Regions from separate parts of the Homo sapiens genome. Here region 1 is linked to region 2. The links are chromatin loops, found by intact Hi-C in ENCODE. Cell type or tissue: CD4-positive, alpha-beta T cell. All regions are shown on one strand. Each heading gives the region's core, and the rest is flanking DNA. Links, peaks and the distances in the headings are about the cores only. Region 1 has its middle 71 kb from the start of KIF2A. Region 2 has its middle 21 kb from the start of KIF2A.

Region 1 (5,384 bases), core at 66-5,065, 51 kb after region 2:
TTCTAACTGAGGTCTATCTCATGGAAAACCCACGCTCACAGCCACTGTGCTGTGTGCTCTTCCTGTCTGGATGTGGTCCTTGTCAGGGTACCTCAGTGTTCTCAAGAGGCACCTCTGGCTTCTGAGATGTAGACAGAAACATCTAGGTATTAGGTTGGTGCAAAAGTAATTGCAGTTTTTGCCATTAAAAGTATGTTTAAGAATTAACATCCCGAATGAAAGGTACTTGAAGTTTAAGCCACTCTGATTACTAATACGATACATAGTGTAGTAGTAACGTATGCCTGAGACCCAGCCTAATATTCTTCTTTGAATTCACACTTAACACTCACTCACACAACCAATTTTATTGAAGCTCTCTTTGTGCAAGAAAGTCCACTTTGAAACTAGAGTTCTCCAGGGAAACAAAAGCCTCCTTAGAAACAATGTTGGAATCTGGATTGCTGTGGAAGAAACTTAAAAAGCTTGAGTCCCTTCCACTTCTATTCTTGGATGGGTTTTGGCTCCTAGCTGGTTCAGAAATTCTTTATCCTCATTTAGATTCTCTAAGGGAGTGGCTCATTCCAGCCCAGCGCAGCCTCATTCTGCCCATAGCAGGTTTCCACCCTGGCTCTGCTCCCCCGCAGGGCGAGCACCAGGAGGGGACAGCTGCTGGGCCCACTTTGCATAGGGGCATGTATGACCCAGGCAGGGCTGACTCTCTGCGGAAAAACCTCAGGGCTGCTTTCTGGCTTTAGTCATATTCGTTAGATGAAACTTGTGGGTGTTACTAAGACATTCTGCGCCCTGAAATTGGGAGTGGTTTTGAAAACTGGTCTCAACTATTAGATTCCGAACCACTAAGCTTCCACATTTACTGACAGTTATATGCAGCAAAGAAGTTTTTCTCATTGCCTGCTTTTCTATCCTTCTATGTGCAAACACTATGTATCTTATTAGTATTTAGAGTGGCTTAAACTTCAAGTACCTTTCATTAGGGATGTTAATTCTTAAATATACTTTTAATGGCAAAAACCGCAATTACTTTTGCACCAACCTAAAACCTAGATGTTTCTGTCTACATAGTCAGATAGTGAGTGGAGGCAGTGCAAGAGATGTCAGTTTTGCAGCTTGCTTTTCTTCAGTTCCTTGCATCAGATTCTGTTCTCTGTTCTGATTCTCTTTTCAGACACCTGTTTCTCCTCGTTTTCTAGTTTCTGGTAGTATTACCTCGGAATCTAGAACTAACCCCCGAGTGCTCCTTGGCTGAGAGCACTTCAATACCTAATGGATGATAACAGGATCTAACATGGAGTTGTGGGGAAATCATGGACACAGGATTTATTTATTTAATAAATATATTTATTGTCACTACATGGAGAGTACACCAACTCACCTCTGGATGAGTGGGGAAACTGCTGTTATGAGGTCATTTCCCCAAAATGACTCTTTTGTTATCATGTCAGGGTGGCTTTACTTCCACCATTAGTTGCTTCTTTTTTTTTTTTTTTTTTTTTTTTGAGATGGAATCTCGCTCTGTTGCTCAGACTGGAGTGCAGTTGCGTGATCTTGGCTCACTGCAACCTCCGCCTCCTGGGTTCAAGTGATTCTTGTGCCTTAGCCTCCCAAATAGCTGGGACTACAGGCATGCACCACCACGCCCGGCTAATTTTTGTATTTTTAGTAGAGACAGGGTTTCACCATGTTGGCCAGGCTGGCTGGTACTCGTGACCTTAAGGGATCTGCCTATCCTGGCTTCCCAAAGTGCTGGGATTACAGGTGTGAGCCACCGTGTTCAGCCTGCTTCCTTTTTTAAAACCAATTTTTTCCTATGCTGGTATTCAAGGAAATGTTACTAAGCATACAGTAAAAGGTGCTCAAAGTGCACATAAACCTGGGACATGTTGGAGTTAAACGAAACTAAATAGTTTTCTTAGCTGCAGGCTGCCCAGAGCCTGCAACATGCGAATGTGTGTCATAATTGTTCACAAAGGGCTCCATCATGTTAAGCATTTCCTAGTTATTTGACCATAGAACTTCTTTTTTCATAGTTAAGTCTATTAATAGCTCCTAGAACAGAGTTCCAACGATCATTGTGTGATGAACACTGAAGATCTTTTTCAAAAGCTTTGAAGGTTCTTGTCAAAAGTACATGCATTATCCAGGAGAGGAAATGCAATTGACCACCACTATCCCAGAATAAGTTGGCTGAAATTAGCTAGCTAATCTCACTTGGCAAGGCCTGAGCAACAGCTTCCTCTGTCTTGAGTTTGAATCCCTGTCTGTCATTTCTGTATGATCTATGCTAATTTTTGACCCCACTGGTCCTCTCTCTTGCCCTACAATTTATCCTCCCTAACTGACACGGATATGGTGGGCATCAGAGATAATGCTTTCCAGGCTCCAGCAAGAGCCACCCTTTCAGCCCCCCAGTCCCAACAACGAAACACTGTAAGAAGCTTTGTCTATGTCAGGCATTCTCTGGCTTACAAGGAGAAAAGATTTTCCTTCCTAACCTAACTGAACTTAATCCTGAACTTAATCCTGAAATCTTCTCATCGCTTTTTCACCTCTGAAAAATGTGACCTTAATCAAACATGACTGCTAAATATTGGACAGGGTGAGAGCCACAGGGAATCAAAAGGAAACATGCTGAAAGGTAGTGTGTATGTGTATTAAACTTTCCTGAGCAATTTCAAAGAGGTAGTAGTTGTGTGAAGGGTAGAATATTTGTACCATGATTTGGATTTGGTAGAAATCTTTTCAGTCAGCAGTGAAGGCAAACTGGTCATAGAAGTCCTACCCACCCTTCTATCTCAACCAACTTCGAAGGCATGGAGACAGGTAATTAAGACATCACCTGGGGCTCTACTTGTCAGATCCCCAAACGAACTTTCACAATTAAGTTCTTTAAGATCATTTGGGTATTATGCCTTATGTTTATTTAGCTCTTTAGAGTTTGTCAAATACTTTCACATATCTTATCCAAACTGATTTAAAAAATTATTTGTATTTTACTTTTTAAATTAAATTAATTAATTCATTTTGGCCTGGTAATGTCACAAAAAATTATTTTTAGAATGGTTTTAGGTTTACATAAAAATTGGCCTGAAAGTGAAGAGGATTCCCACTTACCTATACTTTCTTCTCCCTGCAGTTTCTTTTACTATTAATATCTGGCATTACTGAGGTATATTTGTTACAATTGATCAATCAGTATGGATACATTATTATTAAATGAAGTCCACAGTTTACATCAGGGCTCATCTTTGTGTTGTGCAGTCTGTGGGCCTTGACAGATGTAAAATGTCATGTATCCACCATTAGAATATCATAGAGAATAGTTTCACTGCCCTAAAAATATGATGTGTTCCACCTGTTCATCCTCGAGTCCCTGGCAATCATTGGTCTATTTCCTGTCTGTATAGTTTGCCTTTTCCAAAATGTCATGTAGTTGGCCAAATTGACTTTAATCTTCATGACAACTCTGTAGCTAGGCAAGTTTTATTATCTCATCATAGATGAAAGAAGTTCAGTAAGATGAAGTGACTGAGGACTCACAATCGAGGGTGCCCAAGCCAGGACTAGGACCAGCTAAAAGCATGAACACCAGCCGATCTCAGAAAGGGGTTAATTGCTGAAGACATAGACTATTAGCTTACAGGAGCCCTCTCAGCCCAAGCACTTTAATTTCTTAGTAGCTACAAGGAGGAAGATTGCACATCTTCAAAGGAAACTAGATGCATGATATTGGTGAGATGAGACTTGGAGGTGACTTCACAGATGACGGGTTTAATGCCCCATAATTATGAAGGAAGGTCAGTCTCTGCCAGTCTGACTCAGAGGGCTTACTGAGTCATCCTGTTTGTCCTCTCTGCTGCTATTTATGGGCTTCCCAGTTGCTGATATTTGTTGGTTAAATGCTCACACAACCAGTCTTGCCTAAAGCAGTATCATTTATAGGGTGTTGAGAATAAACAGGGTGACAGGTGTGGGATAGTCATTTTAAAGAATATTTAGTAGCTGATTCTTTTTTTAAAGCTCTCCATGCTTAAAATATAAATATTCTGAAAGAAAACAAAAGCCAAGACCCTTTTTGTAGAGAATTGGAGAATGCTAGGACTTTCTGGGAGTGCTGGCTTTTGCACAGGCATGGGTAAACATTAGTAAAGTTGTTGCTGAGAACAGCTCGGGACGGGAGGGGAATGAGAAGAGAAGATAGTGTGGAGACAATGAGAGAAAAGGACTGAAATGTAGTCACCTGAGCAACTTAAGATCCGTTTGTCATTAGAAAGAGACTAGAACAGCAACATCACCCTCATAAAGTGTAGTCATCTGGGCTGGGCACTGTGGCTCACATCTGTAATCCCAGCACTTTGGGGGGCCAAGGTGGGCAGATCATTAGGTCCGGAGTTCGAGACCAGCCTGGCCAACATGGTGAAACCCCGTCTCTACTAAAAATACAAAAATTAGCTGGGTGTGGTAGCACTCACCTATAATCCCAGCTACTTGGGAGGCTGAGGCAGGAGAAGCACTTGAACCCAGGAGTCAGAGGCTGCAGTGAGCCAAGATCATGCCACTGCACTCCAGCCTGGGTGACAGAGCAAGGCTCTGTCTCAAAAAATAAAAATAAAAATAGCGTAGTCATCTGAGTCCATGTAGTAGACTAATTGCTTACTCCAAAGGAGTGATTGAAGAAAGATTAATGAAGCGGCTATTTACAAAGGTGCAAGCAGGATTAGGGGGGCATTCTGGAGCCAGTAGCTGCAGAGAGCCATGACCATCCTCAGGCCTAAGGAGGCAAGGGAAGGGAGCACTTACTGGAACCTAGAGAGACTTATAGTTTAGCAGAGGCTGTCTGACTTAACTGGGCCCTTTGGTAGAGGAAAGCAGCCACTGCCAATCTACAGGGGGTGAGCTGGAGAATAAATAACACACTCTTTTCTTTCATCCTCTTAATTTCTGCTGATACTTTCCATTGGCCAAACCCTAAAATGAAACAGAGACCAAGGGAACCCATATGATGCAATAATCCACGAAGGTCAGCCTCCCAGGCCACTGGGTCAGCAGAGCAGAGGAGGGTGGAGAGGGCTCTGGAGGGCCACACACCAAAAACCTTCAGCTCCAAGGAAGAGGATCATGTTAATGCCCTAGGGATAGACAGTACCAGAAGACTGTGTTGAAATCTGCTTTCCTAAGTCTTTATTCATATTAAAGGCACTATTAATTAATTAAAATATTATAATGACATATATTGAGTGCGCAGCTTCAACTTTATATATCTCTTGGTGCCTGAAAATTCTGAAATGCCTGTTTTGGAAGTGTCCATCTCCCTCAAGTCCCTATGGAAAATCACTGCTAAGAGGCAAGACAAGGGTAGCTGTGTTAAAGTTGAATGTGTGTGG
Region 2 (5,384 bases), core at 127-5,126:
TTTGTGCTTTGGGCCAATGGGGGCATTAAAAGGCACCAAAGAAAGAATGCTATCTTGAAGGGCTCCCAGAAAAGGAGACTTTAAGGGAGAAGGGTGACAGCAATTGTATAGATGGGTGGTTGTGAAGTTGGAGATTAATGTGATCAGATTTGTATCCACCAGCTGCTGGAGCTTGGGATCATCAGGTGGCATTTATGCAGCATAACTCACTGTAGAACTGCTTCCTTCTTGAACCCCTCCCTTGGCTTGATTCTTCTGATTTGTTAGTCTTCCTTCCTGGCTCTTCTTCCCACTCTTGACCCTTTAATATTGATACACTCCTGGGTTTGGTCCTCTTTCCTCATTTCTTCTCACAAGGCATTCTTTACCTTTACGGGATCATATAACTCTTCGAAAATATCATGACCTTCAAACCCAGAAAAATGCCCAGCTGACCATCACCAACTTATTAAACAGAATGAACCTGAAGGGGGTATAAACATTAAGATTTTATTTTTCCCCCATCTCTGTCCTCAACTGTTCTATATCAGCTCTCTTTTGCTCCTCCATGATGTGTCAAGCAGATCCCACAGCTTGCTTACCCTGTAGTTAGCAAAAAAGCTGGAGAATTCGATTATGACTCCAATCACGTCTCTACTTCCCCATCTGAGGCTTGACTCATGGTCCAAGCACCTTCAAAGTCAGCTCTTTCACTCTTCCTCCCCTCCCTTTTCTGGTTCACTAGGTTGAAGTTCACTAGAAGGGAAGGCAGGGATTGCCTTATAGGTCTGGTCTCCCTCTGACTCTGTCCGGTCCTGTCCTCTGTGGTTGAATTTGGCCAAGATGGTGAGTTAGGTTTCCTCTGGATACTTCTCAGAGTCACCCTGCCCCCACACCTACTTCCCTCTGCTAAGGACCTTGTCCAGCCTCCATTCCTGACACCCTCTCTGAAAGGATATCACTTCTGTTAGATGGCAGCTGCCTGCACAGCCTTATACCTTCTGGTTTGTCTCCTGTCCTCCAGGCTCTTTCAATATTTTATTTTCTGCACATACGTGCCCATACTCACAACTGAATCTACAAGTAGGCAGATCTCAAAGGAAGGAGAAAAAATGGGTCAAGCCACACATGCCTCGATCATTTCCTCCAAATTCACCTACCAGTTGCCTCTGTCCTCTGTGGAAAGTAGTGAATGAGGAGGAAAAAGGAGAACTGAAGTGTTGCTCTAACAGAGGTCTCACAGCATGAAAATATCAAATGTAGAGAAAAAATGTTCCTGAGTAACAATCCATATGTAACGTATGTGTGTCTACTATGCATCTTGCCTGAAATAGCATACAGGCATATTGAACTTAAAATCCATCATACTGAACTCATCACTTAAAAAATACATTCCAACCTCAGAATCTGTGTTTCTGTCTACATTTTCTATTTTATAATTTATCTAATTACTCAAATAAAAATTTGGGGATTCATCTTGGATTCTCCTCCTCCCTTCACCCTTCCTAAATATTACTTCTCTCCATAATCTTCTTGCTATTTCTACTGCCTTAATTAAGGCTGCCATTACTTCTCATTTGGATTATTACACCAAAAAAAAATCTCCTAATATATCTCTCTATATCCAGATTTACCTTCCTGAAATCCATTTTGTTAAACTGCATCTAAAGTTATCTTTTGGAAATTCAGATCTTATCAGGTGACACTCCTGCTTAAAACTCTCCAGGGGCTCCCCATTGTTCTATGATGTTTATCAAAGTGTGATCTTAGATTGCCTTTGACCAGAATCATTTGGATGACATATTAAAAATACAGTTTTCTAGGCCATATCACAGATTTAATGAATCAGAGTCTCTGGAGATGCATTTTTAACTTTTATTTCTAGAAAGGAATTATTATGCACAAAAAATTTTTGTAAATGTTTACTCATAAGATTAAGTTGAAACTCCTTTTTAGGGTATATAACACATTTCAGCATTTGGTTTATATTACCTCTTTAATTTTTCATCTTACCACTACCTCTGCAATTTGTGTTCTAGGAAAAACATGTTTCCTCATGAATCATTTCACACTTCTTTGTCTTTTAATCTGCTTGTTTCTTAGCTTGATGCATTTTTCTCACCCAATTCTCTTCCATCTGATGAAAACCTATTTATCTTTCAAAATCTTATTAGAATTTCATATATGTGAAAGGACAAGTGGACAAGGACAGATGGAAACCCATGTTTATTCTTATTGCCTCTGGCCTTTGTGATGAGGATATCCTGTAAAAGTGAGGGCTCCTCAGCCCAGCGACCTGGCGGGGGTGGGAGGAGCTGAGGGAAAATCCAGGGGAAGTTAGAGCAACTGCAGGCACAAGCCCTGCTACTGCTTCACACCAATGAAGTGAGTCAGCAGATCAGCAATAATGTAGGTGTGAGCTACAAAATGGCCACCGTTTCCCTACCACCCTCCAAATTTCTCAAGAATCTTCCTTGTGACCCACTCTAACTAGAAGCATACCAGAAAATGAATTCTAGGAAATGTTCCACCTACGCAGGTTGACACATTACAAAACTACCACACACTGGATAATCTATTTTAGGCAGGGTGGTCAGATCTCATTGGTGATATGACTTTTTTTTTTTCTTTTTTGAGACAGAGTCTCTGTCACGTAGGCTGGAGTTCAGTGGCATGGTCACAGCTCATTACTGCCTAGACTTCTAGGGCTTAAGTGATCTTCCTGCCTCAGCCTCTGAAAGTGCTGGGATTACAGGTGTGAACCACTGTGTGCAGCCAGTGAGATGACATTTGCACACCAACTAAAGTGAAGGATTGGGCCAAGAGAAAAAAAGGAGAGATGACCAGGACATACAAAGGCCTTGAGGCAATGGCATCTGGATGGAGGACTCTGAAGAAGGGTCAAATACCCAAAGAAAAAGCAAGATCCAGCAGAGTCTCAGGAATAGTTAGAATGAAGGACCCCAACACCCTAATGGCTTTCTCTCTGCCATTCTGTTTCTCTCTGTGTCAACTTCATTCTCTTTCACTTTAGACTGGCTTTCTCCACCTGGTGGAAACATGGTCACAGGAAGCATCGAAGTTTGACATCTTATATGTGTAGCTATCAAAGAAACTATCTTTATGTTCTCTGTGATAGCCCATCAAAAAATTTGGGGGAAATTACTCATTGCCCTAACAGGTTATTTGCCCATTCTTGGAAAAATTAGTTCCAAAGGGCTATGATATTAATTACCTGTTCTTGTGTAATAAATTATGCCCAAACTTAGCAGCTTTAAACAACAATAAACATTTGTTATATTACACAGTTTTTGTGCAAAATGAATTTAGGAACAGCTTAGCTGGATGGTTCTGTCTTGAAGGGGGTGTCTCAAATGAAGTTGCAGTTCAGATGTCAGCTGGAGCTGCAGTCATCTAAAGGATTAACTAGGCTGGAGGATCCATTTCCAACTATACTCACTCACAATTCTGGTAAGTTAATGAAGGTTGTTTCCAAGAGACCTCAGTTCCATGCCATGTGACACTTCCATATGGTTGCTTGAGGACTCTCGTGACATGGCATCTGGCTTTCCCTAGAGTGAATGACCCAAAGGAGCAAGGTGGAAACTATAGCATCTTCTATGACTTAGACATTGAAGTCATACTCTGTTTTTCCTTAATATCCTGATAGTTACATAGGGCAGACCCATTCAGTGTAGGAAGAGACTACATAAGTGTATGAATAACAGGAGGTGAGAATCTTTGGGGTTAATTTTGGGGGCTAGATATCAAGGCACTCTAATTTGCACAGCTTGCATTCGTTTCCTAGTCTTTGTAGCCAGAGCAGAGACAGAATAGATCACATGACATTCATCTCTCTTGGGTGAAGAAAAGGAATACTATGGTAAAGATGGGGAAGATAAAAGAGAAATTTCTAGAAAAATTGGAGGATGAGTGTTGGGGAAAAAATAGGTGTCTGTTGCTAGCCAGAATGTTAAAAACTCCCTTGTTAATACGTGACTGCACCTCTGTGTTACTTCTTGGCACATTACATCTTAATTATTCATTTACAAATATTTTTCTTCCACTAGATTGTGAAATCTCTTCTTTCATCTTTGAGTTTACATCACCACATCATTGTCTGGCACAAAGTAGATGATCAAAAATGCGTGAACTGAACTGAACTAAATAGACTAAGGCTTGGGAGGATATGAACAAGGTTCTTCAATAATTAAACATATGGGGAACACAAAATTAACATCAAATCTCAGATTAGAAGGCATTTTTTGACACTTGAAAGATATGTTCTTTAGATGAAATGAGTTAAAAGCTTATGAAACTTGTGTTTTCAAGAGATACAACATGTTAAAATAGAAATAATTTATATGTTAAATATTAAATAAATAAAAATTTATTGAATACATGAATATTAGTTAGGGTTTTTATTATTTTGGTGTGAGGAATCAAAGCCCAACTCAAACTAGCTTACAAATAAAAAGGGTGGATTTATTGGAGAATTACTGAAGTAATTAATAGAATCCAAGAGACACAAGAACTTCAGGCATAGAACCACCCGAAGTGGAGCACAAAAGAAAACCCCCAAATTCTTCTCCTTTTGACCCTTCTCTCTGCCCCTCTCCCCACATCTGCTTTACTTTCTCAATGCAGATCAGCTTTCTTGTTTGCAGTCCACACGTAGCAGAAACAGTTCTGAAGTTGGCATTTATAGACTGGTCACCTAGAGAGAGATGATCGTTTCTCATTCCAGTTTTACATTCCTGAGGAAGGGACCAATAGATTTAATTAAGTTTAGATGCCCACCTTCAGACCAATTAAGCATGACTTGGGGCAGGGTCACATTATGGGAATATTGCAAATCCTGCTGCCACTCTCCAGATTGGGCAATGGGGTGAGGCAATTTCTGGAAAATAGTTGCTGGGTAGACAAAACAATAGGTATGTTTTTAATGACTCTGTAGATAAGTTAAGAGATGACATACTCATAATAAAACATGAAGGGTGTTCAGAGTCCAACATAAGTCTCTGGAGTTTGACACAGCAAATCACAGGGTATTGTCAGTGTCATTGTAAGAAATGATTATTTAGAGCCTTGGTCTGAGACAGGGTAGCATTTGTTGTGTTCTAATCATTTTAACACAATATTATTCTGGTGAGGGTGAAAGCACTGTCTTCATTGCTACATCTAACAAAAAGAGTTTAATTAGGATTTTAATTTCCTTTGCTGAGTTGCTGGGGAAGGTTTCAGAAGAGATAAACTATGGGTTACAGCATCCACTACATTATTTAGCTATAAAGGAGGATTCAGAATTTTTTTTTTTAACACCTACCTCCTTCTAAGATCTTGATGACAACAGTAGTAGATTTGCTAATAACCAATTTCAGCATCTGGGAGTTTAATGCCATGTT

Evidence for each region. A loop is a pair of places that touch in the nucleus more often than their neighbours do. Peaks named below come from ENCODE experiments on the same cell type or tissue, not always from the same donor. Only the 100,000 strongest peaks of a DNase experiment are listed, where the experiment ranks them.
Region 1: it touches region 2 in a loop (2.2-fold over the local background); 6 of 110 quality-filtered maps call a loop at or near these places.

Annotation. Positions count from the first base shown.
Region 1 is chr5:62,232,050-62,237,433 of GRCh38, reverse strand. No RefSeq gene overlaps it. Among named protein-coding and RNA genes, the nearest start is that of KIF2A, 71 kb to the left of the region's middle. RefSeq lists enhancers at 117-616, 864-1,063, 617-1,118. In CD4-positive, alpha-beta T cell, for the core only: no CTCF peak of the experiment used is centred there; no DNase peak of the experiment used is centred there.
Region 2 is chr5:62,282,734-62,288,117 of GRCh38, reverse strand. No RefSeq gene overlaps it. Among named protein-coding and RNA genes, the nearest start is that of KIF2A, 21 kb to the left of the region's middle. RefSeq lists enhancers at 2,372-2,651, 2,762-2,861. In CD4-positive, alpha-beta T cell, for the core only: no CTCF peak of the experiment used is centred there; a DNase peak (open chromatin) is centred at 2,337.